2 separate regions of the Homo sapiens genome follow, and region 2 is linked to region 1. A link is a loop called in an ENCODE intact Hi-C map of the cell type or tissue named here. Cell type or tissue: OCI-LY7. All regions are shown on one strand. Each heading gives the region's core, and the rest is flanking DNA. Links, peaks and the distances in the headings are about the cores only. Region 1 has its middle 20 kb from the start of PCAT7. Region 2 has its middle 19 kb from the start of PTPDC1.

The links. A loop is a pair of places that touch in the nucleus more often than their neighbours do. Peaks named below come from ENCODE experiments on the same cell type or tissue, not always from the same donor. Only the 100,000 strongest peaks of a DNase experiment are listed, where the experiment ranks them.
Region 2: it touches region 1 in a loop (4-fold over the local background); 2 of 110 quality-filtered maps call a loop at or near these places.

Annotation. Positions count from the first base shown.
Region 1 is chr9:94,527,746-94,543,247 of GRCh38, forward strand. No RefSeq gene overlaps it. Among named protein-coding and RNA genes, the nearest start is that of PCAT7, 20 kb to the right of the region's middle. RefSeq lists an enhancer at 8,629-8,798. In OCI-LY7, for the core only: CTCF peaks have their summits at 9,059 and 9,258; a DNase peak (open chromatin) is centred at 9,036; H3K27ac peaks cover 1,186 bases.
Region 2 is chr9:94,057,790-94,073,291 of GRCh38, forward strand. It overlaps a transcript of PTPDC1 not described here. Among named protein-coding and RNA genes, the nearest start is that of PTPDC1, 19 kb to the right of the region's middle. In OCI-LY7, for the core only: CTCF peaks have their summits at 7,844 (motif pointing right) and 8,059; a DNase peak (open chromatin) is centred at 7,852.

The DNA of each region.
Region 1 (15,502 bases), core at 7,557-10,056:
AAGAACTATTGGAATATGAACTTCCATATTAATTGGAAGCTTTATCATGGGAAGTTAAAATATTGCCTTATATGAAGATTTTATTAAAATGGTATAAACAGCAGAAATTACACTTACTGAGTAACTTGTATGTGCTAGGCATTGAGTGCTTTGTAGCTGAAGCTCAGGAAAGTTAAGTAAATTCCACAGAAGTGTGGCTGGTACTGGTGTTTGAACCCAGACCTGTGTGATGACTTCAAAACCTTTGCTTTCCTGTTATACTGTGCTACTTCAAATTTGTTGAAGATTGTGGTAAGTATTTTACATGTTTTATCTTAGGAAGCTGTAAGATATATTACTGATAAACCGTGTTCATTTAAATGAGACAAGTCATCAATTTTCCTTAAAATAAGAAATATTTAATACAGGCTTTTTTCCCTTAAGAAATATGTGAAAGAAAAGGAAAATTGTCAGTGATCCTATTACAGTTTGGTGGACCAGTATTAATAGGATTTCTATTATTTAAGAATATCGAGATTTTATTTATAAAATTGCTATTATGATATAATTTTTTTATATTGTAAATTGTCAGTTTGATGACTGCTAAGAATTACAGGTTTGTTTGAAGTTTATTTTTGCAAGACAGTGCAACAGATTCTGATATATTTTGATAATTTTCAAGGCCCATTTTTCAAATTATACTCTGAAGATTACATTTAATGGAACAAAACAAATTGGTAACAATTAGGAATATTCACACAATCTTTATTTTGCACAGGAAAATAAGATTGTCTTGTGACGGTGATCAATTAAACAGATTGTCAGATATGATTCCTTAAGCTAGATTATTAAATAGAAAAAAATTCACTCTTTGTAGCTGCAGGGCAGAGGGGACATTACCTCCACCATCTCTTCCTGAGAATCCCATTTGTTAATTATGAATTTTTTTTTTTTTTTTTTTTGAGACTTAAGTCTAGCTCTGTCACCCAGGCTGGAGTGCAGTGGCGCAATCTTGGCTCACTGCAACCTCCGCCTCCCAGGTTCAAGTGATTCTTCTGCCTCAGCCTCCCCAGTGGCTGGGATTACAGGTGCCCGCCATCATGCCTGGCTAATTTTTGTACTTTTGTAGAGGTAGAGATGTGGTTTCACCATGTTGGCCAGGCTGGTCTCAAACTCCTGACCTCAGGTGATCCGCCAGCCGTGGCCTCCCAAAATGCTGGGATTACAGGTGTGAGCCACCGTGCCTTGCCTGAGTCTTGATGTTTTGAGTGGTCTGGCAATGTCCGTTTTTTAGTTGGAGTGTTTAGACTATTTACATTAAATGCAATTTTCAATGGTATTTAAATCCACCAATACAGCATCTGTTTTCTCCCCTCCCATCTGGTTCTGTTCACTTTCACTTCCTTCTATCTTCTGTTGGATAGAAGATATTTTAAAGAATTCAATTTATATTCACAATTAAATGATTGACTACACATAATTCTATTTTTGTGTTTCTCTAGTGCTTATGACACACATCTTAAATTTATTTCATTATAACCTCAGATAATATTATATCAACATACTTAAAATGAGGGAAATTACATCAATACATTTACACTTACCATCTCCAGTTTTTGTGCTTTTTGTGCTGTTACAGTCACAAATTTTAATTTTTCAAATATTATAAGCATCACAGCACATTATTTTGTTTGTAATGATGTTATTTGTTTTAGTTCATAATCTTTTAAAGATATTTTAACATGAGCATTATTTTATATTTACAAACTTTTTTATTGTTTTTCAGTGCTTTGCATAGATCTGAGTTTCTATCATTTTCTTCTGCTTCAAAAATTTTTAAAACATCTACTGTATAGATCTGCTGATGACAAATTTAATTTAGCTTGTCTGAAAATGTGTTTATTTTTTCATTGAATTCTAGATTTGCAGATTTAACTCCATATTTGCCACCTTGAAGACATCATTCTATTGCCCTTATGGCATTCACAGTTTCAGAAAAACTATATATAGTCATTTTTTTTTTTTTTTTTTTTTTTTTTTTTTTTTTTTTTTGAGACGGAGTCTCGCTCTGTCGCCCAGGCTGGAGTGCAGTGGTGGGATCTCGGCTCACTGCAAGCTCCGCCTCCCAGGTTCACGCCATTCTCCTGCCTCAGCCTCCCAAGTAGCTGGGACTACAGGCGCCCGCCACTACGCCCGGCTAATTTTTTGTATTTTTAGTAGAGACGGGGTTTCACCGTTTTAGCCGGGATGGTCTTGATCTCCTGACCTCGTGATCCGCCCGCCTCGGCCTCCCAAAGTGCTGGGATTACAGGCGTGAGCCACCGCGCCCGGCCAATATATATAGTCATTCTTAACTTCTCTGTAAAGGTAGCAAGTATTCCTTGCCTTCCTTTTTATTTCTTTTAATTTTCTTATCTGGTTTTCAGTTACTTAACCATGATATGACATGGTGTGATTATCTTTGAAGGAATAACTTTACAATTTTTAAATTAAAATTATATATCTGTATATTCAAAGTACTAAATATTAAGCTGCTTGATATTACAGCAAACTATTCTAGAGCTCTTTTTATTTTTTAACCTTTATACTTTTCTCTGTGATTTGTTTTGTTTAGTTCAACATTGCTATGTCTTCAAGTTCACTGATCATTTTTACAGGTTTCCAGTATGACTATAATAATTTATATATTATTTAAAAATATTAGCTATTGCTACTCACAATTGCAAACACATGGTATCAACTCTAGTGCCCCTCAATGATAGACTGGATAAAGAAAATGTGGTACATATACACCATGGAATACTATGCAGCCATAAAAAGGAAAGAGATCATGTCCTTTGCAGGGACATGGATGGAGCTGGAAGCCATTATCCTCAACAAACTAATGCAGGAACGGAAAACCAAACACCATGTTTTTTTTTTTTTTTTTTTTTTTTTTTGAGACGGAGTCTCGCTCTGTCGCCCAGGTCGGACTGCGGACTGCAGTGGCGCAATCTCGGCTCACTGCAAGCTCCGCTTCCCGGGTTCACGCCATTCTCCTGCCTCAGCCTCCCGAGTAGCTGGGACTACAGGCGCCCGCCACCGCGCCCGGCTAATTTTTTGTATTTTTAGTAGAGACGGGGTTTCACCTTGTTAGCCAGGATGGTCTCGATCTCCTGACCTCATGATCCACCCGCCTCGGCCTCCCAAAGTGCTGGGATTACAGGCGTGAGCCACCGCGCCCGGCCAAACACCATGTTTTTGCTTATGAGTGGGAGCTAAATAATGAGAACACATGGACACAGGGAGCAGAACAACACACACTGGGGCCTGTTGGGTGATGGAGTAGGTCTGGGAAGAGCATTAGGAAAAATAGCTAATGCATGCTGGGCTTAATACCTAGGTGATGGGTTGATAGGGGCAGCAAACCATCATGGCACACGTTCAACTATGTAACAAACCTGCACATCTTGCACATGTACCCGGACTTAAACTTAATAAAAAAAGAAAAGAAAATGAAAGGTGGGTGGGGGCATGAAATAAAGAATTCGAGCAGTCTTTACAAACTGTAAAATGCAAGGAAATGGATTCCTACTTAAAGCCTCAAGAAAAGAAGGAATACTTAGTCATTTCTTCCTGCAATTTTAAGCTAATACATAGCACCATTTTCCTATTACAGAAAATATTTTCTTTATACAGTTATCCTTCAGTTTACATGGGGAATTGATTCCAAGTTTAAGCACTACAAACCACTGCTAGAGGAAATAAAAGGGGACACAAACAAATGGAAAACATTCCATGCTCATGGATAGGAAGAATCAACATCGTGAAAATGGCCATACTGCTCAAAGTAATTTATAGATTAAATGCTATTCCTATAAAGCTACCATTGACTTTCTTCACAGAATTAGAAAAAAAACTACTTTAAATTTCATATGGAACCAAAAAAGAGCCTCTATAGCCAAGACAATCCTAAGCAAAAAGAACAAAGCTGAAGGCATCATGCTGTGTGACTTCACACTACACTACAAAGCTACAGTAACCAAAACAGCACAGTACTGGTAGCAAAACAGATACATAGACCAATGGAACAGAACAGAGGCCTCAGAAATAACACCACACATGTACAACCATCTGATCTTTGACAAACCTGACAAAAACAAGCAATAGGGAAAGGAGTCCCTATTTAATAAATAGTGTTGGAAAGACTGGCTAGCCGTATGTAGAAAACTGAAACTGGACCCCATCCTTACACCTTCTGTACAGCAAAAGAAACTATTATCAGAGTGAACAGGCAACCTACTGAAAGGGAGAAAATTTTTGCAATCTATCCATCTGACAAAGGGCTAATATCCAGAATCTACAAGGAACTTAAACAAATTTACAAGGAAAAAAACATCAAAAAGTACGCAAAGGATATGAACAGACACTTCTCACAAGAAGGCATTTATGTGGCCAAAAACATGAAAAAAAGCTCATCATCGCTGGTCATTAGAGAAATGCACATCAAAACCACAATGAGATACCATCTCATGCCAGTTAGAATGGCGATCATTGAAAAGTCAGGAAACAACAGATGCTGGAGATGATGTGGAGAAACAGGAACGCTTTTACACTGTTGGTGGGAGTATAAATTAGTTCAACCATTGTGGAAGACAGTGTGGTGATTCCTCAAGGATTTAGAACCAGAAATATCATCTGACCCAGCATCCCATTACCGGATATATATCCAAAGGATTATAAATCATTCTACTATAAAGACACATGCACATGTATGTTTATTGCAGCACTGTTCACAATAGCAAAGACCTAGAACCAACCCAAATGCCCATCAATGATAGACTGGATAAAGAAAATGTGGTACATATACACCATGGAATACTATGCAGCCATAAAAAAAGGCTGAGTTCATGTCCTTTGCAGGGACATGGATGAAGCCAGAAACCATCATTCTTAGCAAACTAACACAGGAACAGAAAACCAAACACCGTATGTTCTCACTCATAAGTGGCAGTTAAACAATGATAACACATGGACACAGAAAGGGGAACATCACACACTGGGGCCTGTTGTGGGGTGGTGGGCTAAGGGAGGGATAGCATTAGGAGAAATACGTAATGTAGATGACGGGTTGATGGGTGCAGCAAACCACCATGGCACATATATACCTATGTAACAAACCTGCATGTTCTGCACATGTATCCCAGAACCTAAAGTATTTTTTTTAAAAAAAAGCCTTTCCTCATTTAATTGATTTAGTGCCTCCACTTACTTTAAAAACAATCACACATGTTCCCTGATAGATGACAGCTGTCAGAGTTAATTATTGATTAAATATAATTAGACTATATTGTGGATGTCAGTCTCATCTCACATCGTCTGTAGTAGGAAAAAAATGTGAATGTGTGTTCTTTAGTTTAAAACATCACGTGGTAGACAATGATTACAAAAGGGGAGATGTGGCTCAGTCAAGGAAAGCATGAAACAAGAAGAGGGAAGACTGAAGGAGCAGTTTTCTAGACAGAGAAGAAAGGCCACACCAGGTATAAAGATGAACCACTACGGCACAGGCATTGAATGCCATAAAACCAAAGCTACCTCTTCATTTGGAACTACATCCTAGCAAAGAGAAGAATGTGATTTCTTTATTGCAGTTCAAAGTTGAGTCCTAGTTAATCATTACACAAGCAGTGAAGCAGCAGTCAGCCAATGCTGTCTGCAGTAACTCAGGTGGGTTATGCACAGGCAATGCAATCACAATTAACATAAGCCCATGTAGAATGTACATTATTATTCATTTTTTAAGACAGAGTCTAGACCTGTGGCCCAGGCTGGAGTGCAGTGGCACAATCTTGGCTCACTGCAACCTCTGCTTCCTGGGTTCAAGTGATTCTCCTGCTTCAGCCGCCCGAGTAGCCGAGATTATAGGCACGCACCACCACTCCCAGCTAATTTTTGTATTTTTAGTAGAGACAGCGTTTCACCATGTTACCCAGGCTGGTCTCAAACTCCTGACCCCAAGTGATCCGCCAGCCTCGACCTCACTAAGTGCTGGGATTACATGTGTGGGCCACTGGGCCCGGCCATCAACATGTGTTTTCCCTCGTCTTTCTTCCTTACTGCCCTCCTCCAACCTTTTACATGGTTCTCTAATATAATGTCTATATTGTTGAATAAAGGACTGACTTTCAAGTAGGGCTTTCAGAGAATGTCTCAGTTCTCTGCTAAAACTTATTATACACATTATTATTTCTTCTTTCCTGGTTCTCCTCCTCCTCTTAGCTAACCACGAAGTCTGACCCTTCTAGTATTGGAGTGTGGGGAGGACAGAGAGATGGAGACAAGAAGGCAGGAAAGTTCTTACTAGAGTGGTGTCAGTGGTGAACTGGAGCCAGCTCCTAGCAGCTTGTAAGAACTGACTGTTAAACTTTCAGGAATTTGTAATTCAGTTACTACATAGAACCATTAATGCACATAGAATTGTAATTAAATAAATTGTATTTAAAATAAATGCAATAAATACTAAAAACTCTTCACTTCCTAATTATTTTGTTACATTTTACGCTGGGGTCAGTGGAGGAGGAGAGACAGGAAAGAAACAAATAATAATGTAAGGAAATAATTTTAGAACATTTACACCACAAAAATCTTCAAATGCCACAAATCAGGGCTATCCCCCGACAAAGATTCTTTGCTTAGTCAAACTTTAGTCAGGCTTCTGAGCCTTCCCCTAGGTCCATCTTAGAGAGACATCGTAAAATCCAGTTTTAGCAAAGAGCCCTGCTAAGTCAGTTTAGCAAGAACTTTTCAGACTTAATTTCCTCGCTCTCCTCCTCCACTGACCCCTGAGTAAAATGTAGCAAAATAATCAGGAAGTGATGAGTTTTTAGTGTTTATTGCATTTACTTTAAATACAATTTATTTAATTGTAATTTTATGTGCATTAATGGCTCTATGTAGTAACTGAATTGCAAATTCCCGATCACCCCTGATATCTGATGAGGTTTCTCCAGGTGAGGACTGATCACACTGGCCTGTCTTTAGCAAGAATATCGTTAGGCTGGCTTAGCCAAAATCTTACCCTTGATGTTTTACCTCTTAGTAATTTTCAATCCACTGACCACACCCTGCTCCTTGGCTATAAATGCCCACTTGCCTATGCTGTGTTCCGGGGTTGAAACCAATCTCTGTCCCCCACTACGAGACCTTATTGCAGTGGTCCTGAACAATGTCTTCCTTACTGTGCTTTAACACGTGTCACTAAATAAGTTTTTGTTTAACAACTTCCCCCTGGTTGTTTAACATTTACCAGCACACATCTGTCTGAGTAGTATTGTTCTAAGGCAGTTTTGCATCCTCTGAGTCTGGCATTGGTTTAAAGCTGACTCTATCATAAGGAATTTTGTAATGCCTTTAGAGACCTGACCTACCACTGATGGGTAATCCTTCACATTCAGTTCCCTTCATCTGGGAGAAAGGAATTTTTTTTTTTTTTTTTTTTTTTTTGAGATGCAGTTTTGCTCTTGTTGCCCAGGCTGGAGTGCAGTGGGCGTGATCTCAGCTCACTGCAACCTCCGCCTCCTGGGTCCTGCCTCAGCCTCCCCGGTAGCTGGGATTACAAGCATAGGCCACCATGCCCGGCTAATTTTGCCTTTTCAGTGGAGAAGGGGTTTCTCCATGTTGTTCAGGCTGGTTTTGACCTCCCGACCTCAGGTGATCCGCCTGCCTCAGCCTCCCAAAGTGCTGGGATTACAGGTTGAGCCACCGTGCCTGGCCAGAGTTTTGCTCTTTTTGCCCAGGCTGGAGTGCAATGGCATGATCCCGGCTCACTGTAACCTCTGCCTCCTGGATTCAAGCAATTCTCCTGCCTTAGCCTCCCAAGTAGCTGGGATTTACAGGCATGCACCACCACGTCCGGCTAATTTTTTGTATCTTTTTTAAACAGAGACAGGGTTTCACTATGTTGGTCAGGCTGGTCTCGAACTCCTGACCTCAGGTAATCCACCCACTTTGGCCTCCCAAAGTGCTGGGATTACAGGCGTGAGCCACCTTGCCCAGCCTCAAAGATTCTTTATTTCATCCTTGGAATACAGAACGCAAAGTCCATCTCCATTTTCTCTACTGAGGGCTGTTCACCTTTCAATCTGTCCTATCAACAGGATTTAACCAGGCTGGTTCTCACTTGAGTATATCTCCTATGCAGCTTGTAAGGAATACTTGTTGGCTGAATAAATCCTGGCAGTGCACACTGATCATTCTCTTTGCTCTACCATCACACCATTTATGATCAGAGCCAATCATAGTTTCTTATCCATTAGGTTTCTCAGGTGTGAATCAGATACCAGTCTTCTGTGTCCCTAAATGCAGAAGACATGTCAAGCCTTCAAGAGATTCTACTGAAACCCCTTTCACTAGACTTGACTGGGGGAGAGAGACAAGTCACAGCTTACCAGCAGCCCACCTGAAGATTTCTCTAAATAAATCATCACAAAAATCCCCTGCACATCTCTCCTCTTTCAAACATTTAATGTCCTCAGTATAGATGATGGCTGTTGGTCATCTTGTGTTTAAATTCCTGTAGGGTGGTTGATCTCACAGTTAATTACAGTATATGATACCTATTGTTTCTTGGTGCCTTATTCAGAACTTTCAATTTAACATAATAGAATATCTTTATAAATTCAGACAAGGAGAGACTTTTTTTGGGGCGAGGGTGTGGGGACAGAGTCTCACTCTGTCACCCAGGCTGTAGAGAAGTGGCACAATCTCAGCTCACTGCAACCTCTGCCTCCCAGGCTCAAGCAATTCTCCTGCCTCAGCCTCCCAAGTAGCTGGGACTACAGAAGCATGCCACCACACCTGGCTAATTTTTTGTATTTTTTTTTTTGTAGAGAAGGGGTTTCACCATGTTAGGGTGGTCTCGATCTCCTGACCTCATGATCCACCTGCCTTGGCCTCCCAAAGTGCTGGGATTACAGGCATGAGCCACCGTGCCCAGCCAAGGAGAGACTTCTTAAACAAGATACAAAATCATCATACACACACCAGTCAAGATTGAATAATTGCACACAAATCATGTGGTAATATGACGCCCTCCTGGGGCAGGCCTACGCCACGACAGACAATTCATTTTTTTACATTAATATTTATTAACAACAAAAAAATTAATAAATTGCACAACGTGAAAATTAAGAACTTCTGTTTATCCAAAGACACCATTCTCTTTCCCAATTAGAAGAAGATACTTAAAACACATATAACTAGGAAAAGACTAAAACCCAGAATATATAAAGAATACCTAGCCAGGTGCCGTAGCTCATGCCTGTAATCCCAGCACTTTGAAGGCCAAGGCAGGTGGACTGCTTGAGCCCAGGAGTTCCAGACCAGCCTAGGCAACACTGTAAGATCCCATCTCTACACAAATTATAACAAATTAACCGGGCATAGTGATGCATAACTGTAGTCCCAGCTACTTGGGAGGCTGAGGTGGGAGGATCGCATAAGCCAGGAAGGTTGAGGCTGCAGTGAGCCACGATTGTGCCACTACACTCCAGCTTGAGAGTGAGACTCTGCCTTAAAAAAAAAAAAAATACCTGTACATCAACATCAATAAGAAAAAGATGAACCACCCAGTAAAAATTGGGGAAGCGCCTTAAATAGGCATTTCAAATAAGAAAAAACATATATATGACTGATACCATATTAAAAGGTGAAATCGGCCAGGTGCAGTGGCTCACACCTGTAATCCCAGCATTTTAGGAGGCCAAGGCAGATGGATTGCCTGAGGTTAAGAGTTCAAGACCCACCTGGTCAACATGGCAAAACCTCATCTCTACAAAAAAGACAAAAATTAGCCAGGCATGGTGATGCATGCCAGTAATCCCACCTACTTGGGAGACTGAGGCACAAGAATCGGTTGAACTTGGCAGGCGGAGGATGCCGTAAGCCGAGATTGTGGTACTGCAATCCAGCCCGGGTGACACAGTGAGACTCCATCTCATAAATAAATAAATAAATAAATAAATAAAAGATGAAATGATAGAAATGCAAATTAACACCATAATAAGATGCAATTTCATAATTAGCAGATCGACAACAATTTAAAAGTCCAAGACCAGCAAGTGCTGGTTGGGTCACAGAGCAGCAGGAACTCTCCCACACCACTCGCAGGAATAGTGACACCAGCACTGTGGAAGCAGTTAGGCAGCATCTCCTAAATTGAACATGCATCCTACAACCTAGTAATTCCACTCCTAGAAAAACCCCTACAGGACACCCAGGAGACATGCACAGCATTTTTTATAACAGCCAAAAGTAGAAACAACCCAATTGTCCTTACACGGAGGGAGTAGATCTAAATATTCATCAAGAGGAGAATGGACAGATACATTGCAGTACTTTATGTGACAGGGTATCTTATGACTGAGAAAATGAGTGAAGATATATCAACATGGATGAATCTTAGAAATCATTCTTACAAAGTTAAAAACAAAAAAACTAAATAATATGTTATTTAGGACGCTTTTATTTGTGGTAAAACTTGAAATAAAAGGAATAAATTATAAACAAAATTTTAGAGTAGCAATTACTTCTTGGGAGAGGCAGATAAATGGAGTGGGGAAGAAGTCTCAGGGGACTCAAAAACATTGGTAATGGCCTCTGCCTTGAATTGTATTGTGCATCACAGGGTGGTTTTCTTGTTATTATTCTTCATTGCTTCCACAGGATGAAGATATACATATAGTAGATGTTATTATGTATGTTAATTATAAAGTAAACCATATATTATATATACTATACAACACTAACATAATGTTAACTTATATAGTATGTATTAATTATATACAGTATATTAATATTAATTATGTAGTATACTATATAGTCACCCTGAGTGATGGAGTTCTGTATTATAATTTTCTACATTTCCCATGGGCTGGGCATGGTGGCTCACACTTGTAATCCCAGCAGTTTGGGAGGCCGAAGTGGCCACATCACTGGAGGTCTGGAGTTCGGGACCAGCCTGGCCAACATGGCGAAAACCTATCTCTACTAAAAATACAAAAAATTAGCTGGGCATGGTGCCACATGCCTGTAATCGCAGCTACTCAGGAGGCTGAAGAAGCAGAATCACTTGAACCTGGGAGACGAAGACTGCAGTGAGCCAAGATCGAGCCACTGCACTCCAGCCTGCATGACAGAGCACAACTCTCTCTCAAAATAATAATAATAATTTTCTACATTTCCATAATTGCTTAAACATCAATGCAATACATTCATAATCAAAAGACGGTGATTTTTAAATAATGTCTAGAATGCTTGCACAGTTTTTTGAAAACTGATCTGAACCTTCAGTCTAGTGTCATGCTACGGGAGGGATAATCTCTAAAGATTTGACATTGCTATCTAGTTGACAAGTAGGTGTCAAAATGCTAATGCACAATTTCAACTATGCCAACATTGCCTTTATGTATTTATTTAATTTTTTTAGACAGAGGCTTGCTCTGTTACCAAGGCTGGAGTGTAGTGGCACGATCTCAGCTCACTGCAACCTCTGCCTCCCGGGTTCAAGTGATTCTCCCTGCCTCAGCCTCTGGAATAGCTAGGATTACAGGTGCGTGCCACCATGCCCGCCTAATTTTTGTATTTTTAGTAGAGACAGGGTTTCACGATGTTGGCCTGGCTGGTCCTGAGCTCCTGACCTCAGGTGATCGGCCTGCCTCAGCCTCCCAAAGTGCTGGGATTACAGGCATGAGCCACACTGTGCCCAGCCACCAACACTGCCTTTAAATATTCAGTATTCCTTAGTCAGTATTACTACCCTTCTTATCTTTTTGAAGATATACTTCCCATCTTTATGTTGAGGCTTTTATCCTATTTCCAACATCACTAAGCTTCCCTTGAACTGTAAAATTCAGTAACTCAGAAGCCTTGGATGAAAACTAAGATTCTTTTCTTCCCCCAGCCCTTTAGCAATATCTAGTGGCTATTTAGAGACAGCACAAGACAAACATTTTCCTACGTGAGGATCAATGGTATCGATGGCAAATTTGACTTAGCAAAAAAAAAAAAAAAAAAAAGAAAGCCTTAGGTCTTCAAACAAATAAAATCTCTCCTGTGATTAAGTAATTTTACATGCATGGGTGTATATGTCAACACTTAAGATAAAGTGTCAGGCCTCTGAGCCCAAGCCAAGCCATCGCATCCCCTGTGACTTACACATATACACCCAGATGGCCTGAAGTAACTGAAGATCCACAAAAGAAGTAAAAATAGCCTTAACTGATGACATTCCACCATTGTGATTTGTTCCTGCCCCACCCTAACTGATCAATGTACTTTGTAATCTCCCCCACCCTTAAGAAGGTTCTTTGTAATCTCCCCACCCTTGAGAATGTACTTTGTGAGATCCACCCTTGCCCGCAAAACATTGCTCTTAACTTCACCGCCTATCCCAAAACCTGTTAAGAACTAATGATAATCCACCACTCTTTGCTGACTCTTTTCGGACTCAGCCCACCTGCACCCAGGTGAAGTAAACAGCCATGTTGCTCACACAAAGTCTCTTTGGTGGTCTCTTCACACGGACGCGCATGAAATTTGGTGCCATGACTCGGATTGGGGGACCTCCCTTGGGAGATCAATCCCCCGTCCTCCTACTCTTTGCTCCACGAGAAAGATCCACCTACGACCTCAGGTCCTCAGACCCACCAGCCCAAGAAACATCTCACCAATTTCAAATCCGGTAAGCGGCCTCTTTTTACTCTCTTCTCCAACCTCCCTCACTATCCCTCAACCTCTTTCTCCTTTCAATCTTGGTGCCACACTTCAATCTCTCCCTTCTCTTAATTTCAATTCCTTTCATTTTCTGGTAGAGACAAAGGAGACACGTTTTATCCATGGACCCAAAACTCCGGCGCCGGTCACGGACTGGGAAGGCAGCCTCCCCTTGGTATTTGATTCACCCACATTTCAAAGGCGTCAGACCATGCAGGGACACCTGCCTTGGTCCTTCACCCTTAGCGGCAAGTCCCCCAACCCCTTCTCTCCTTGTCTCTACCCCTTCTCTGCTTTTCTGGGGGAGAGGCAAGTACCCCTCAACCCCTTCTCCTTCACCCTTAGCGGCAAGTCCCGCTTTTCTAGGGGGCAAGAACCCCCAATCCCTTATTTCTGCACCCCGACCTCTTATCTCTGTGCCCCAATCCCTTATTTCCGCACCCCGACCTCTTATCTCTGTGCCCCAATCCCTTATTTCTGCACCCCAAGCTCTCATCTCTGTGTCTCAATCCCTTATTTCCATGCCCCAACCCTTTCTCTGCTTTTCTGGAGGGCAAGAAGCCCCCACCCCTTCTCCATGTCTCTACTCTTTTCTCTTGGCTTGCCTCCTTCACTATGGGCAACCTTCCACCTCCCATTCCTCCTCCTTCTCCCTTAGCCTGTATTCTTAAGAACTTAAAACCTCTTCAACTCTCACCTGACCTAAAATCTAAGCATCTTATTTTCTTCTGCAATGCCGCTTGACCCCAATACAAACTTGACAGTAGTTCCAAATAGCCGGAAAATGGCACTTTCAATTTTTCCATCCTACAAGATCTAAATAATTCTTGTCGTAAAATGGGCAAATGGTCTGAGGTGCCTGACATCCAGGCATTCTTTTACACATCAGTCCCTTCCTAGTCTCTGTGCCCAGTGCAACTCATCCCAAATCTTCCTTCTTTCCCTCCCGCCTGTCCCCTCAGTCCCAACCCCAAGCGTCGCTGAGTCTTTCTAATCTTCCTTTTCTACAGACCCATCTGACCCCTCCCCTCCTCGCCAGGCCAAGCTAGGTCCCAATTCTTCCTCAGCCTCCGCTCCTCCACCCTATAATCTTTTTATCGCCTCCCCTCCTCACACCTGGTCCGGCTTACACTTTCGTTCCGTGACTAGCCCTCCCCCACCTGCCCAGCAATTTACTCTTAAAAAGGTGGCTGGGGCTAAAGGCATAGTCAAGGTTAATGCTCCTTTTTCTTTATCCCAAATCAGATAGCGTTTAGGCTCTTTTTCAGCAAATATAAAAACCCAGCCCAGTTCATGGCTCATTCGGCAGCAACCCTGAGACGCTTTACAGCCCTAGACCCTAAAAGGTCAAAAGGCCATCTTATTCTCAATATACATTTTATTACCCAATCTGCTCCCGACATTAAATAAAACTCCAAAAATTGGAACCTGGCCCTCAAACCCCACAACGGGACTTGATTAATCTCACCTTCAAGGTGTACAATAACAAAAAAAAGTTGCACTTCCTTGCCTCCACTGTGAGACAAACCCCAGCCACATCTCCAGCACACAAGAACTTCGAAACGCCTGAACTGCAGCGGCCAGGCGTTCCTCCAGAACCTCCTCCCCAAGGAGCTTGCTACAAGTGCCAGAAATCTGACCACCAGGCCAAGGAATGCCTGCAGCCCAGGATTCCTCCTAAGCCGTGTCCCATCTGTGCAGGACCCCACTGGAAATCGGACTGTTAAACTCACCTGGCAGCCACTCCCAGAGCCCCTGGAACTCTGGCCCAAGGCTCTCTGACTGACTCCTTCTTGGCTTAGCGGCTAAAGACTGACGCTGCCCAATCACCTCGGAAGTCCCGTAGACCATCACGGACGCTGAGATTTAGATAACTCTCACGGAGAGTAAGCCCGTCCCCTTCTTAATCAATACGGAGGCTACCCACTCCACCTTACCTTCTTTTCAAGGGTCTGTTTCCCTTGCCTCCATAACTGTTGTGGGTATTGACAGCCAGGCTTCTAAACCTCTTAAAACTCCCCAACTCTGGTGCCAACTTAGACAATACTCTTTTATGCACTCTTTTTTAGTTATCCCCACCTGCCCAGTTCCCTTATTAGGCCGAGATATTTTAACCAAATTATCTGCTTCCCTGACTATTCCTGGGCTACAGCTGCATCTCATTGCGGCCCTTCTTCCCAATCCAAAGTCTCCTTTGCGTCCTCCTCTTGTATCCCCCACCTTAACCCACAAGTATAAGATACCTCTATTCCCTCCTTGGCGACCGATCATGCACCCCTTACCATCTCATTAAAACCTAATCGCCCGTACCCCGCTCAATGCCAATATCCCATCCCACAGCATGCTTTGAAAGGATTAAAGCCTGTTATCACTCGCCTGCTACAGCATGGCCTTTTAAAGCCTATAAACTCTTACAGTTCCCCCATTTTACCTGTCCTAAAACCCGACGAGCCTTACTAGTTAGTTCAGGATCTGCGCCTTATCAACCAAATTGTTTTGCCTATCCACCCCATGGTGGCAAACCCATATACTCTCCTATCCTCAATACCTCTCTCCACAATCCATTATTCTGTTCTGGATCTCAAACATGTTTTCTTTACTATTCCTTTGCACCCGTCATCCCAGCCTCTCTTCACCTTCACTTGGACTGACCCTGACACCCATCAGGCTCAGCAAATTACCTGGGCTGTACTGCCGCAAGGCTTCACAGACAGACCCCATTACTTCAGTCAAGCCCAAATTTCATCCTCATCTGTTACCTATCTTGGCA
Region 2 (15,502 bases), core at 6,313-8,812, 470 kb before region 1:
AATGTTTTTATGCAAAGGTAATGCATATTAGGCACTATTTCACAGTTCCCCTGGGTTTGAGTTATTTGAAGATGGCCAGAAGGGATTTTCACTTCCAACCAAGATGAAATAAGAGAAATTAGATATTTATTAATACCCTTCTGCCTAAAACAACTAGAAAACTGGACAACATATATAATAAAATATCTTTTGGATTTTGGAAAGAAAGCAGCTGAGGACCTAGATCTCTGAGAGAAGAGAAACAAACACAGTGAGTTTACCTTTGCACCAGCTGTCTCCCTGGGGGCAGTTTCCAGGCTTCAGTGCAGGGAGGGGGACTAAGACAGAGCTTTCCCAGAGGTGTGCAGAGAGCAGAGTTCAGTGTGGCCAAGGTGGCTAGAATTTGCAGAGTCAGGTCCTGGAGATGTGAGAGCAGCACAGGAAGGTGCAGAGGGCCCTCAAGGCTTTGCTGGCCCAAGGTGTTTGGTTGAGTACCGATCTGCACAAACTTCTCTTTGGAGTAGGAATCCAAAGATCTCAGAAGAAAAATATCTTCAAAAAGCAAGTAGGTAGTATGATTATGATAGTATGATTAAGAAGCTGTGTTGAAGATATATATTACTTTAGTCAGTAAGAAAAAAGCTATTGGGCCAGGCGCGGTGGCTCACACCTGTAATCCCAACACTTTGGGAGGCTGAGGCGGGCGGATCACTTGAAGTCAGGAGTTCCAGACCAGCCTGGCCAACATGGTGAAATCCCATCTCTACTGAAAAAAAAAAAATACAAAAATTAACCGGGTGTAGTGGCATGCACCTGTAATCCCAGCTACTCGGAGGGCTGAGGCAGGAGAATTGCATGAACCTGGAGGGGGAAGTTGCAGTGAGCCGAGATTGTGCCACTGTACTCCTGCCTGGGGGACAGAGCAAGACTCTGTCTCAAAAAACAAACAAAAAAGCTATTAAAAACCCCGGACATTTTGGGAGGCCCAGGCGGGTAAATCACCTGAGGTCAGGAGTTCGAGACCAGCCTGGCCAACATGGCAAAACCCCATCTCTATAAAAATACAAAAAAAATTAGCTGGGCATGGTAGCACATGCCTGTAGTCCCAGCTACTTGGGAGGCTGAGGTAGCAGAATCACTTGAACCCAGGAGGTAGAAGTTGCAGTGAGCCGAGATTGTGCTACTGCACTCCAGCCTGGGCAATAGAATGAGACTCTGTCTCACAAACAAACAAAAAACCCAGGAAAGTCTATATAAGAAACATACTGTCCAAATTTACAACAAAACAAAATATGCCTTTATTTTAAGCAACTGTTGGAGTGAAAGAAAAGATAATCCATTTGACACTTATCCTTGCGATATCTTACTTAAAGCGTCACATAGTTTGGTGATACAAGATGGTAAAAAAAAAGTATGTGTTCACAGATTATATGTGTATATGTATTATATATGATAGTAATAACAATTGTATTTTGTCTCACATTTAGAATAAGCCTACAGACAAAGCTTGAGGAAATTATAGATTAACTGAAATTTAAAAGTTAAAAATCTTCATATAAAAATGGTATGGTTGGCAGAACTTGAAAGTGGAGGGGAAAATAAAGTGGACAGTAGTGTAAGTTAACTAATTTACATAGAGGGAATCAAGATACTGTTTAAAATTGATAGAACAAGAGATTGGTTAGAGGATATTCACCTTTAAAATTTACAAAGATAATCAGAATTTAAAATTACAGAGATAATCAGAAGACAAATATTTTGATGTATTAAATAGGGGAAGGTTGGCATGATGGAAAGTATGGTAAATGAGGCAGTTTCCTCATCTTTAAATCAGGAATTCAGTAGTATGGTTTAAAGACGGTAGCATAAGAACCGGAGGTCTAAGTATAGTGATTATTACCCCCAGCCCCAGAATAACTAAAGTGAGAGTTTAAATGGTCTACTTCTGTGGGATAAAACTTGGCTTGGGGGGATAGAAGGTGGAGACTTTTATTTTTCATTCTATACCATTTATTCACTTGAAACTTTCATATATGTTTAATTATCCCTAATGAATATCTTTTTTAGCATCAAAATATATGGACCAGCTTTATTCTTTGACTGTTGTTGTATCCTGATGTGTCTTGAGATTGCTGAAAATGCTAATGTGATAATAAGCCACATAAACTTTTCAGATAAGGAAGGTGACTGGTTTTGTTTTGATTTTTGATGATTGTTCCACATCTGGGGACTAGACTTCAGTTCTGGGCACTAGAATATTAATAACTATAGAGTATATATATAGAAAAGAGCATCCAAGCTGATGAGGAGATCTAGAAACATTACTTATGACAAAAGGTAAAGGGAACTGCTGATGTATCATCTGGGAAGCTATATATCAGAAGTGAGGGGAGCATGATCACTAGCTTTAGATATATGGAAGAAAGGGTGTATTGTTCTGTGTGAGCAGAAATAGGACCAGTGGGTAGAAATTACAGAGTGGTAATATTATAAAAAGCTTTCTGGCTACCAGAGCTGTGTAATGATGTCACTGTTACTGTTTAGACAAAGATATTGTGGAGAGTGTGCTCACATTTGGTTAGGATTCTCCGAGAGGAACTTCTGAGGTTCCTTACAACTTAAAGTTTCTGAAGGATTAGTTAGAAATAAGTCTTTAAAGTAGTCCATAATTGTAACCCAGAAGAGGACAATTAACTCAACATATACTTTTTAAATAGTCATTGTGTTAGTCTGTTCTCCCGTTGCTATAAAGGAATACCAGAGACTGAGTAATTTATAAAGAAAAGAGGTTTAATTGGCTCACAGTTCTGCAGGTGTACAGGAAGCATGGCAGCATCGGCTTCTGGGGAAGCCTCAGGGAGCTTTTACTCATAGCAGAAGGCAAAGCAAGAGCAGGCATCTTACATGACAGAAGCAGGAGGAAGGCAGGGGGAGGTGCTACACACTTTTAAACAGCTGAATCCCATGAGAACTCACTCACTATACACTACCAAAGGGGGATCATGCTAAACCATTCATGAGAACTCTGCCCCCACCCATGATCCAGTTACCTCCCACCAAGCCCCACCTTCAACATTGGGGATTACAATTCCACATGAGAGTTCGGTGGGGATGCAGATCCAAACCATACAATTCCACTTCTGGCCCCTCCAAATCTCATGTCCTTCTCACGTTGCAAAATACACTTATGCCTTTCCAACAGTACCCCCAAAGTCTTTACTCATTCCAGCACTAACTCAAAAGTCCAAAGTCTTATCAGAGACAAGGCTAGTACCTTCCACCTGTGAGCCTGTAAAATCAAAACCAGATTAGTTACTTCTAAGATACAATGGGGATATAGGCATGGGGTAAATACTCCCATTCCGAAAAGGAGAAATCAGCCAAAAGAAAGGGGCTACAAGCTCCATGCAAGTCTGAGACCCAGCAGGGCACTCATTCAACCTTAAAGCTCCAAAATACTCCATGGGAACACTGATGCAAAGGGTGGGCTCCCAAGGCCTTGGGCAGCTCGGCTCCTGTAGCTTTGCAGGGTTCATCTCTTAAGGCTGCTCTCATGGGCTGGCATTGAGTGCCTATGGCTTTTCCAGACACAGGGTGCAAGCTGCTGGAGACTTTGTCATTCCAGGGTCTGGAAGACAGTGGCCTTCTTCTCACAGCTGCACTAGGCAGTGCCCCAGTGGGGACTCTGTGTAGGGGGTCCAACCCCACATTTCCCCTCTGTGCTGCCCTGGTAGCAGTTCTCCATGAGGGCTCTGCCCCTGCAGCAGGCTTCGGCCTGGACATTCAGGTTTTTCCATATATCCTCTGAAATCTAGGTGGAGGTTCCCAAGCTTCAGCTCTTGCATTCTGTGCACCTGCAGGCTTAACACCACATGGGAGACACCAAGGCTTACGGCCTGCACCTTCTTAAGCAGTGTCCTCAACTGTACTTGGGCCCATTTTAGCTACAGCTGGAGCTGCTGGGGTGCAGGGAGCAGTGTCCTGGGGCTGCACAGGGCAGCAGGGCCCTGGGCATAGCCCACAGAACCATCCTTTCCTCCTAGGCCTCTGAGCCTGTGTTGGGAGGGGCTACCTGGAAGGTCTCTGAAATGCCTTCAAGGCGTTTTTCCCATTGTCTTGGCTATCAGCACTTGCCTTCCTTTTCGTTGTGCAAATTTCTGCAGCCTGCTTGAATTGCTCTCCTGTAAATGGACTTTTCTTTTCTACCACATGGCCAGGCTGCAAATTTTCCAAACTTCTATGCTCTGCTTCCCTTTTAAATATAAGTTTTAGTTTCAGGTCATGTCTTTGCTCATGCATATGAGCATAGGCTTTTAGAAGCAGCCGGGTGACTTCTTGAATGTTTTGCTGCTTAGAAATTTCTTCCACTAGATACCCTAAATTCTCTCTCAAGTTCAAAGTTCCACAGATACCTAGGGCAGGGGCACAATCCAGCCAAGCTCTTTGCCAAGGTTTAACAAAAGTGACTGTTGCTCCAGTTCCCAGTAAATTCCCCATTTCCATCTGAGACCTCCTCAGCCTGGCCTTCACTTTCCATATCACTATCAGCATTTTAGTTACAACCATTCAACAAGTCTCTAGGAAGTTCCAAATTTTCCCTCATCTTCCAGTCTTCTGACCCCTTCCCACTCTTCCAACCTCTGCCCATTACCCAGTTCCAAAGCTGCCTCCACATTTTCAAGTATCTTTATTAGTCCATTCTCGCATTGCTATAAAGAAATACATGAAACTGGGTAATTTCTAAAGAAAAGAGGTCTGATTGCCTCATGGTTCTGCAGGCTGTGCAGGAAGCATGGCAGCATCTGCTTTTGGGGAGGCCTCATGGTGGAAGGCAAAGTGGGAGCAGGAGCAGGAGGAAGGGCGGGGAGGTGCTACACACTTTTAAACAACCAGATATCATGAGAACTCTACCACAACATCAAGGAGATGATGCAAAACCATTCATGAAGGATCCATCCTTATGATCCAGTCATCTCCCACAGGCCCCACCTCCAACACTGGGGAACACAATTTGACATGAGATTTGGGTGGGGACACAGATCCAAACCATATTAGACATGTTTTCGGTAGGCTTTAGGATACAGAGATAAATAAGACGTGAATAGACTCAAGGAACTCAGTCTAATATGGTCCATTTCAGTTTGACAGTTGTGTCACGAGGGTACCTATATACTGGCTTTTCCATTCTCTAGAGACATAAAGGTGAACCAGTCATAACTCATCCTCATGACCCCATGGTCTACAGGGGAGACTGTCAGGTATACATGTTTCATTACATTATAGCTGAAGAGCAAAGAGTGAGGGCAGGGAAAGCTTCACAAAAAAAGTGATGACTGGTCCAAGTTTGTCACCAGCATGCTCTGTCACTCTCCATGCTGTATCATGTGGGACAAGGCAGGACCTTCTCTGGGACATGGTTCATAACTTCTTATATACAAAATAGCCAGGGCTAGCGTCCCAGCTGCTCCAAAATTCCATGATTCTAATATGGTGATAATTGTTTTTCTCATCAAAATGTTTTAAGAAAATAGTCCAAATTTTAAAATATGGTAAAAAATGTTTTATCTAAGTCTAATCTTAATGGATATCCTTTCAAATTAAGTTTTTGCTAATGAATTTCCTGGAACAACTTGTTCCATTAGTCCCTTTACTTAATGTCTTTATGTAACGTTCATTTGAAATACTATGCACATTATAAAATTTTGCATTAATTAGTATGATACCTGGTGTGTGACATTATTAATATTTCAGGAAGCATTCTTTTTAATTTCACTTTAGATCACCCCTGTGATTTTAATTCCTGTATTTCTTTTGAAGGGAAACAGCTTTATCAAATAGGATTTTAGATTTTAAATTTTGTACTTTTTTGAGCGTATAAAGATTGCTTTTAGAAGTAAAATTTTAGTGAACTTGAAATTCTCAAAGAATCACTGAGATTTGAGAAGTGACTTTTTTCTCAGAGGAATGATCCAGTGCACCAAAGAAAAATATTAATTAGGGCTGGATTTAATTACCATTGTAGATTTATTGGTACAAGAATTTCAACAAGTTTTTATTGCCTTTAAATAAAATTCATAGCCATTTAATAAGCTAATAAAAGTATAATATTTGACCTCCCAATAATAGATGTTCAAACCGTAAACATGGTTTTGCCAAGAAAATTATTAAAATCATTATTTAGAAAAAACGTTTGAATCGTGTTATTTTATCTTGTATCACAGTCAACTCCATAAACTTTTCTGGGTTATGTGCTTGCATTTTATGGAAATAGTTTTGTCATTTATAAAATTCCACAACTGAGTTTTGTTTTCATCAATATTTACATTGAGGTACACTTAGGAACTACAAAGTTGAATTACACAGTTGTTTATCTGGAAGCTCAAAAATGTTGAGATCATCTTTATTAGAATTTCTTTCATCCGCAGCTGTGTACTAATTGAAAAAACTGAACTGGAAGCTGAAAGATGGGATTAACTACCACCCTACTACTTAGTGTGTGTTAATCCTACTGACATGACTTCTACCCCTTTAAAATAGGGGATGATAGCTACTTCGTAGAGTTCTTTTTAGAAAAAAGTGACTTAATACTGGTGTCTGGCACATAGAAATAACTTAATAAGTATAATTTTTGGTTTTTTGACATCTAAGAAGATTTAATTAACTTTTCTCAATGGAAACTGTATCATTTGAGCAATACAATAATCTGTTAGCCATGAAATTTAGCATGTGTAATTAATGTAAAAATTATTGAGGTATTTTACATTGTATTTTTTGTGTTAAATTTTCAGCATCTTGTGTGTATTTTACACTTAACAGCACATCTCAACCTGACTAGCCATATTTCAAGTATCTGCCACTTGGCCAGTGACTGCAGCATTGGATAACAAAGGTCTAGCCATATTTTGGGTGATTAATAAATGACTGTCCCAAGGCAAACTTTCAAAAAATAATTTTTTTTCCAACAGACTACCATGGCTGCAGGAGTCTTGCCTCAGAATGAACAACCATATTCTACCTTGGTGAATAACAGCGAGTGTGTTGCAAACATGAAAGGTAATGTCTCTTTAATACACTTTTTGTCTCTCTGTGCAAGCTGGCATTTAATAAAAGTAGCTATATGAATGGACACAAAAGAAAAGGCTCTCTTCTTCATATTGGAATCCCAGGTTGCAAGTATTACTTACTGCCTTACCATCTTGGCCTGTTAGAATTCCTTTTCAAAATCCTGAATAATGGCCTTGGCCTTTTAAGAAGGAGTATTGCAAACAGTGTTTGTCTCCTGCATAATTATCATCAGCTGAGATTATGCATTTGTTCCTATCATCAAAGGCCTACTTATGAATCAAACTTTAATTTTGTTCTCCTTTCATTAGTTGTAAGTGCCACTTAGCACATCCAGAAGCACTCCAGCCCTACTTCTCCCAGTGTCTTTTCTCCCATGCCATTTTGCTTTTTATATGACACCCCAGGCAAGGACAAGTGTCGTGACTTGAACTCTTACTACCACATTTGCCCTTTACTCGTCCTGACCATCACAAGCTCTGAGCTGGGAGCCTCCCTGCTTCTGCTTTAGATATTGCTGGTCTTGCTACCACCACCGGCAGTTAGCCAAGGGAGATGTTAAGTAATTTCTCTTGGCAGTACCACTTGCAGTATTTTCTAACTGCCCCCTTGGGGCTTTGCCCACCTTCACTTTAGTCCTACTGTATGGAGAACTTTGAAGGATTTCTCCCCTAAGTATGGATTAGATGATAGGAAGAAGAGTAAAGGAGTAAGGGTCTAACTAAAGGTATTGAGTTCAACACTTGCTAGGAACAAGTCAGTTCTGTTGTGTTCTTGCTGGAATCTGACCACTCCACCAGGGGGCGTTCTCTCTCATCAAGAAAACCATTGTTTCCCACTTCTCATCTTGTCTAAACTCCGTATGCTTGTAGATACTCCTTCATCTGTCTTTGCTGTGTTTGGCCCTAGAGGCACTAATACTACTGGTAACTACCATTTGTGGACAGCTTCTAGGTGCCAGACTTAATGTGTTAGTTTCCCTGGTCTTAGAAAGAAGTACTGTCTAAAACAAACACAAGAATGATGTCTAGTGGCTGCTTCCCTTCTAGATGTCTAGTGGCTGCTTCCCTTCTAGAATAATGTTTCTTTCCCCCTGAGTAACTCTTCAGCCAACAAGTCTGAGTCAGACAAACCTTTTTCCCTTTTCTTTCTTCTGTTGTAAATGTTACCTCTTAGTTGGTGTTTCTCAATGGCAATTCTGTTGGCTTTGCGGGTGGGACAACTCTTTGTTGTGCTGGAGAGCTCTGAGCACCTAAGACATATAGCATCTCTGACCCCTACCACTAAATCCAGTAGCATCCCCAGGTTCCAGTGACAATGAAAAAACCCGGCATATTTCCAAATACCCCCAGGAAGGTTGTACCACCTGTATTGTGATCCACTAGGTATGCTGATTTTTACCTTTCCAAAAAACATTTTTTAATTAAAATTTTCCTCTTAGTATAAATGCAGCTAATTTTTAATTAGGAAAAAATCTAGACAAATAACATCTGCTTTATAGCTAATTTTATTAAAGCATATCTCATCTATAAAGATAGTTATACTTTATTATGTTTGTGGATGGGAAGTATTTTTTTAAATGTTATATAATGATTCATGGGAAAATTTAATTGGGGGGATACATAAAGTATTTATTTTTAAAGGAAAACAGAAAACTTATCAAGAAGTAGCTGTGGAGTGAGACAGAACTAGAGTTAAATCTTGATTCTACTACTTAAAAAAAATTTACTTTTTTTTTATTTTTTGAGATGGCGTCTCACTCTGTTGCCTAGGCTGGAGGGCAGTGATGCAATCTTGGCTCACTGCAGCCTCCGCCTCTCAGGTTCAAGAGATTCTCCTGTCTCAGCCTCCTGAGTAGCTGGGACCACAGGTGCATGCCACCACGCCCGGCTCATTTTTGTGTTTTTAGTAGAGATGGGGTTTCACCATGTTGGCCAGGCTGGTTTTGAACTCCTGACCTCAAATGACCCGCCTGCCTCAGCCTCCCAAACTGCTGCGATTACAGAAGTGAGCCACCATGCCCGGCCATAAAAAAATTAAAAAATAAAAAATAAAAAAACTTTTATTACAGAAAATTTCAAACACAAAAGTATACAGAATAAAATAAAGATCCCCATATTTGTATCATCCCCCATATATGCATCATCCCTCAAATATGTACCATAACCCAGCTTTAACAATCTCAGCCACTCACTTCTCTCACTCAGTTCCCTGCATCAGTATTACTTTGAAGCAAACTCAAGGCATCGCGTCATTTTGTTAAATAACCACATCATTGGCTGGGCGCGGTAGCTCACGCCTGTAATCTCAGCACTTTGGGACACTGAGGTGGGTGGATCATAAGATCAGGAGTTCGAGACCAGCCTGGCCAATATGGTGAAACCCCATCTCTACTAAAAATACAAAAAAATTAGCCGAGCATGGTGGCGTATGCCTGTAATCCCAGCTACTCGAGAGGCTGAGGCAGGAGAATTGCTTGAACCCGGGAGGTAGAGGTTGCAGGGAGCCAAGATCATGTCACTGCATTCCAGCCTGGGTGACAGAGTGAGACTCCATCTCAAAAAAAAAAAATAATAATAATAATAATAAACCACATTATTACTACCATACCTCAAATAATCAACATTATTTACTTGATATCATCAAATATCTAAACAGTGTTCAATTTTCTAATTGTCTTATAGATATACCATAGATATAATTATACATGTATATATTGTGTGTGTATAATTTGTTTGAATTGGGATCCAAAAAAAGTCAATACATTGTAATTGGTTGCTATTTAGCTTCAATCTCTTTTCTTTTTTGTCTCCCAGGCTGGAGTGCAGTGGCACCATCTCAGCTCCCTGTAACCTCTGCCTCCCAAGTTCAAGCGATTCTCATGTTTCAGCCTCCCGAGTAGCTGGGATTACAGGCATGCGCCACCATGCCTGGCTAATTTTTGTTTTCTTAGTAGAGACAGGGTTTAGCCATATTGGCCAGGCTGGTCTCAAACTCCTGGCCTCAGGTGATCCACCTACCACAGCCTCTGAAAGTGTTAGGATTACAGGCGTGAGCTACCGTGCCCGGCTTTCAATCTCTTTTAAACTTGGGCTTCCCTCTGTCTCTTTTTCCTTACAGTTTATTTGTTGGAGAAAACAGGTTTTTTTGCCTTGTGGAGTTTGCCACAACCTGTATTTTGCTGATAATATCGACATGATATTTTCTATAAATTGGTAGATAGATGTAGAGTCTAGTCAGATTTTTTTTAATTAACAAGACTGTTTCATGGGCAGTGCTATATTCCTCCCTCAGGATGCCCAGGCTGTATGATTGTCTTGCTTTTTGTGATGTTAATTTTTTTATTTTGAAATAATTTCAAACTTACAGTAAAGGTACAAGAAAAGCACACAAAAGAACTCCTACATTCTGTTCACTCAGAGACCCCCATTCAAGTTTTGTCAGCAGTCCCAATAATATCCTTTAATAGGAAAATGATTCTGGTAATGTTTTTTAAATCCCTTTCAAAGGCCCTAGTCACTCCTTTCTTGACCTTTATGACCTTAACATTTTTTAAGATTATAGACAATTTTTTTTTTGTAACATGTTCCTCAGTTTGGGTTTGTCTGCTGTTTCCTCATGATAAGACTGAGATTATGCATTTTTGGTAGAAGGGTCACAGATAACACAAGATGTCATTTTGCCCCGTCACTGGTTATGTTTAGTTTGATCACATCAGTAAAGTGGTGTCTGCCAAAGTTTATCCATTATAAATTATTCTTTCTCCCCTCATAGTTAATATTTTAAGGAGAGATGATTTCAGACTACGTAAATATCCTGTTCCACATCCAACTTTTACCTAGCAGTTTTAGCATCTATTGCTGTTTCTTGCCTGAATTAATTATTACTGTGATAGATAACTGGAGATTTTCTTCGCCTGCCCAACCCTCCGATAACTGGAGATTTTCTAATTTCATTATTCCTTCTGTTTTTATTAGTTAGCATTCTAGTGTAAGGAAGAATTTCCCATTATTTGTTCGATTATTTATTTATTTAGCGTGGATTCCTATTTTGTTCAGTGGATTGTAATCCTTTACTATGATTTATTTGGATGCTTCAGTTTCCCCATATTTGGACAGTAAGAACCCCATCAAGCTGTTTACAATGTCCATTTTACATGTCCCCACCATTCCTATATTCCTCACTCTCTGGCACAGCAAGATCTTCCAGCTCATTTTATTCTCTTCTTGCCCTGGCCCAGAAATCAGCCATTTCTTCAAGGAGCCTTGGTTCTTTTTAGTAGGAAATATAACCAAGATCTGGTATGCTCACTACTACTGGTATATCATGATTCCCAACCCCTTTTAGGGGACAAAGCTGGGAAATATGTGTTCATACATATACATATGTACCTGTCCATTTTTACGGGTACAGTCATCCCTCCTTGTACACAGGGGATTGGTTCCAGGACCCTCCCACCCCCGGTATACCAAATCCATGCATACTCAAGTCTCACAGTCTCCTCTGTGGTACCCACCCATACTAAAGGGTTTTGCATCTTGCATATACTGTATTTTCAGTACCTTTTGGTTGATAAAAATCTGCATATAAGTGGACCAGCTCAGTTAAAACCTCAAGAGTCAACTGTATATTTATTTCTGTTTCTGTCTATATATATTGAAAACCACAAGTTCACTTTGGTACTTCCAATTCTTTTTTTTTTTTTTTTTGGACAGAGTCTCGCTCTGTTTCCCAGGCTGGAGTGCAGTGGTGCAATCTCTGCTCACTGTAACCTCCGCCTCCTCTGTTTAAGCAATTCTCCTGCCTCAGCCTCCCAAGTAGCTTGGATTACAGGCACCCGCCACTGCGCCCAGCTAATTTTTTTAGTAGAGACGGGGTTTCACCATGTTGGCCAGGCTGGTCTTGAACTCCTGACCTCAAGTAATCTGCCTGCTTCAACCTCCCAAAGTGCTGGGATTATAGGCGTGAGCCACCATGCCCAGCCAATACTTTCTTTTTTTTTTTTTTTTTTTGAGACGGAGTCTCGCTCTGTCGCCCAGGCTGGAGTGCAGTGGCACAGTCTTGGCTCATTGCAACCTCCGCCTCCCGGGTTCACGCCATTCTCCTGCCTCAGCCTCCCGAGTAGCTGGGACTACAGGCGCCCGCCACCACGCCCGGCTAATTTTTTGTATTTCTAGTAGAGATGGGGTTTCACCGGTTAGCCAGGATGGTCTGGATCTCCTGACCTCGTGATCCGCCCGCCTCTGCCTCCCAAAGTGCTGGGATTACAGGCATGAGCCACCACGCCTGGCCAATACTTTCAATTCTAATCCATTATTACACCATCTTTATAGCTGTTCCCATTTATAATTATGTAAGAATGAGAAACCTGGCTCTTATTATCCCCAGTATGTTTGCTTATTTACTCAGCCGTACTTTTCCTAACCAGTCTCTCAACCCTGCCAGGCCATCACCCAACTCGGCTGTATTTTCCACACAGGGCCCGTACCCTGCCAGGCCCCACAGCATATGCCATGCACCCTACTATTTGCCTGCCTTGTGTTGCCCTGACCTTTGCTGGATGACCCTTGCTTAGGCTTTATGTATGGCTCTTTCTCTTTGATTATATATACATTTTTAATTAAAATATTGAGATAATTGTACATTCACATGCAAATATAAGAAATAATACAGAGGAATCATATTTACCCTTTATCCAGTTTCCACCAATAGTAGCAGCTTGAAAAACTATTGTGTAATAATAATATCACAGCCAGGATATTGACATTGTTTTGGTCAAAATACAGAACAGTTCCATCAACACAGGATCCCTCCTACTTCCTTTATAGTTAAACCCACCTACACTCCTAACTCTGGCCTGTGGCAACCACTATCTGTTCCCCAGTTCTATAATTTTGTCATCGCAAAAATGTTATGTATATAAAATCATACAGTATGTAACCTTTTAGGAGTGACTTTTTTCAGTCAGCCTAATTCCTTTGAGTTTCATCCAGGTTGTTGTGTGTACCAATAGTTGAGTCCTTTTTATTGCTGAGTAGTATTCCGTGGTATGGATGTACCACAGTGTGTTTATCAGTTCATTCACTGAAGGGTGTCTGGATTCTTTCCAGTTTGGGGCTATTATGAATAAAGCTGCTGTAAACATTCATGTACAGATTTTTGTGTGTAGATGGGTTTTTATTACTTTGGGATAAATACCCAAGAATTTACTTTCTAGGTCATATGATAGTTGCATGTTTGACTTTATATGAAACCGCCAAACTGTTTTCCAGAGTAGTTGTACCATTTTACATTCCTACCAGCAATGTACGAGTGATCAAGTTTCTCTACATCCTCACCAGCATTAGGTTTTATCAGTATTTATTTTAGCCATTAGAGCAGTTCTATAGTGGTGTCTTTTGTGGTTTTAATTTGCATTTCCTTAATGGCTAATGATGATAACCTCTTTTCATGTGCTTATCTGCCATCTGCATATTCTCTTTTTACATATCTGTGCATGTCTTTTATCCACTATTTTTTTTTACTGTTGAGTTTTAAGAGTTCTTTATATACTCTAGATACTAGATCTTGCTCTGATACGTGGTTTGCAGATACATTCTCCCACTCTGTAACTTACCTTTCCATTTCTTCATATGATCTTTCTCTGAGAAAAAGTTTTTAATTTTCATGAAGTCCAATTATTCTTTTATGGATTACACTTTTGCTGTCAAGTCTTCAGAACTTTTCATCTATCCCAGTGCCCTGAAGCTATGTGAATGTGTTTGTAGATTCACTGTTGGGTTTCACTGATCTATATATCTGTCCATCCACCAATACCACCCTGTCATGAATACTGTAGTTATGTAATAGGCCTAGTATTGGATAGAGTGATTCTTCCCACTTACCCTCTTTTTCAGGATCATCTTAGATAGGACCTGTGACTTTAAATAAGCTTATTTATGTCAGCAAAAAATATTACTGGGATTTTTATAAGAATTAAATTTGTAAATCAATTTGAGGAGATTGCCATCTTTACTTTGTTGCATCTTCTAATTTATAATCACGTTTCTCTTTTTTTATATCTTTGATTTATTTCATCAGAATTTTATAATTTTCAGCATACAGATTCATACATGTTTTAAGTTTATACTTAAGTATTTCATTTTCTTTGGGGAGATTTTAACTGGTATTGTGGTTTTTTTGTTTGTTTGTTTTGAGATGGAGTTTCACTCTGTTGCCCAGGATGGGAGTGCAGTGGCATGAACTCAGCTCACTGTAACCTCCACCTCCCAGATTCAAGCAATTCTCCTGCCTCAGCCTCCTGAGTAGCTGGGATTACAGGCGCCTGCCACCACGCCCAGCTAATTTTTGTATTTTTAGCAGAGACGGTTTCGCCATGTTGCCCAGGCTGGTCTCAAACTCCTGACTTCAGGTGATCTGCCCGCCTTGGCCTTGCAAAGTGCTGGGATTATAGGCATGAGCCACCACACCTGGCCTAGGTATTGTGTTTTTAAATGCAGTTTCCACATGTTTTTTGTTTGTGTATAGAAATGCAATTGATTTTTGTATGTTGATTTTATGCCTTACTACTTTGCTGAACTCACTTTCCATTCTGGGAAGTTTTTGGTGATTCCTTGGGATTTTCTTACATAAACAATCATGTCTGCAAATAAGGACAGTTCTATTTCCTCTTTTCCAATTCATATGCTGTTATTTTTTTTTTCTTGCCTTATCATAGTAGCCTAAAACTTCTACCAAGCAGAATAAGAGTCACAAGAGCAGAGTCTTTGCCTTCTTCCTGACCATAGGGAGAAGGCATTCAGTCTTTCACCTTTCAGTATGATGTTAGCAGCAAGTTTTCCATAACAAGTTGAATTAGTTCCCCTCTATTCTTAACTTGCTGAGAGTTTTTATCATGAGTCAGTGTTGAATTTTTTTATCTAATGCTTTTTCTGTGTTAATTGATATGATCATATGATTTTTCTTCTTTAGCCTGTTGGTGTGGTGGATTATATTGATTGATTTTTTAATGTTAAACCAGCCTGTACCTATAATAAATTTCATTTGGTAGTGGTGTATAATTCTTTTTATGCATTGCTGGATTTGATTTGCTCGTATTTTGTTGAGGATTTTTTTCCTAAGTTCAGGATTGATGTGGGACTATAGTTTTCTCTTTTTGTACTCTCTTTATCTGCTTTTGGTATCAGGGTAATGTTAGCCCCATAAAAGGAGGTGGGAAATGTTCCTTCTTCTATTTTCTGGAAGGCATTGTGGAAAATTGGTGCCCATTCTTCTTTAAATGTTCGGTAGCATTCTCCAGTGACGTCATTTAAGCCAGGAGATTTCTTTTGGGGAACTTTTTGTTTATTAATTCAATTTCTTTAATTTTTATAGAACTGTTCAGGTTGTCTCATTCATCTTGGTTGAGTCTTGGTAGTTGGCAGTGTTCAAGGATTTGATCCATTTCTTCTAAGTTGTCAAA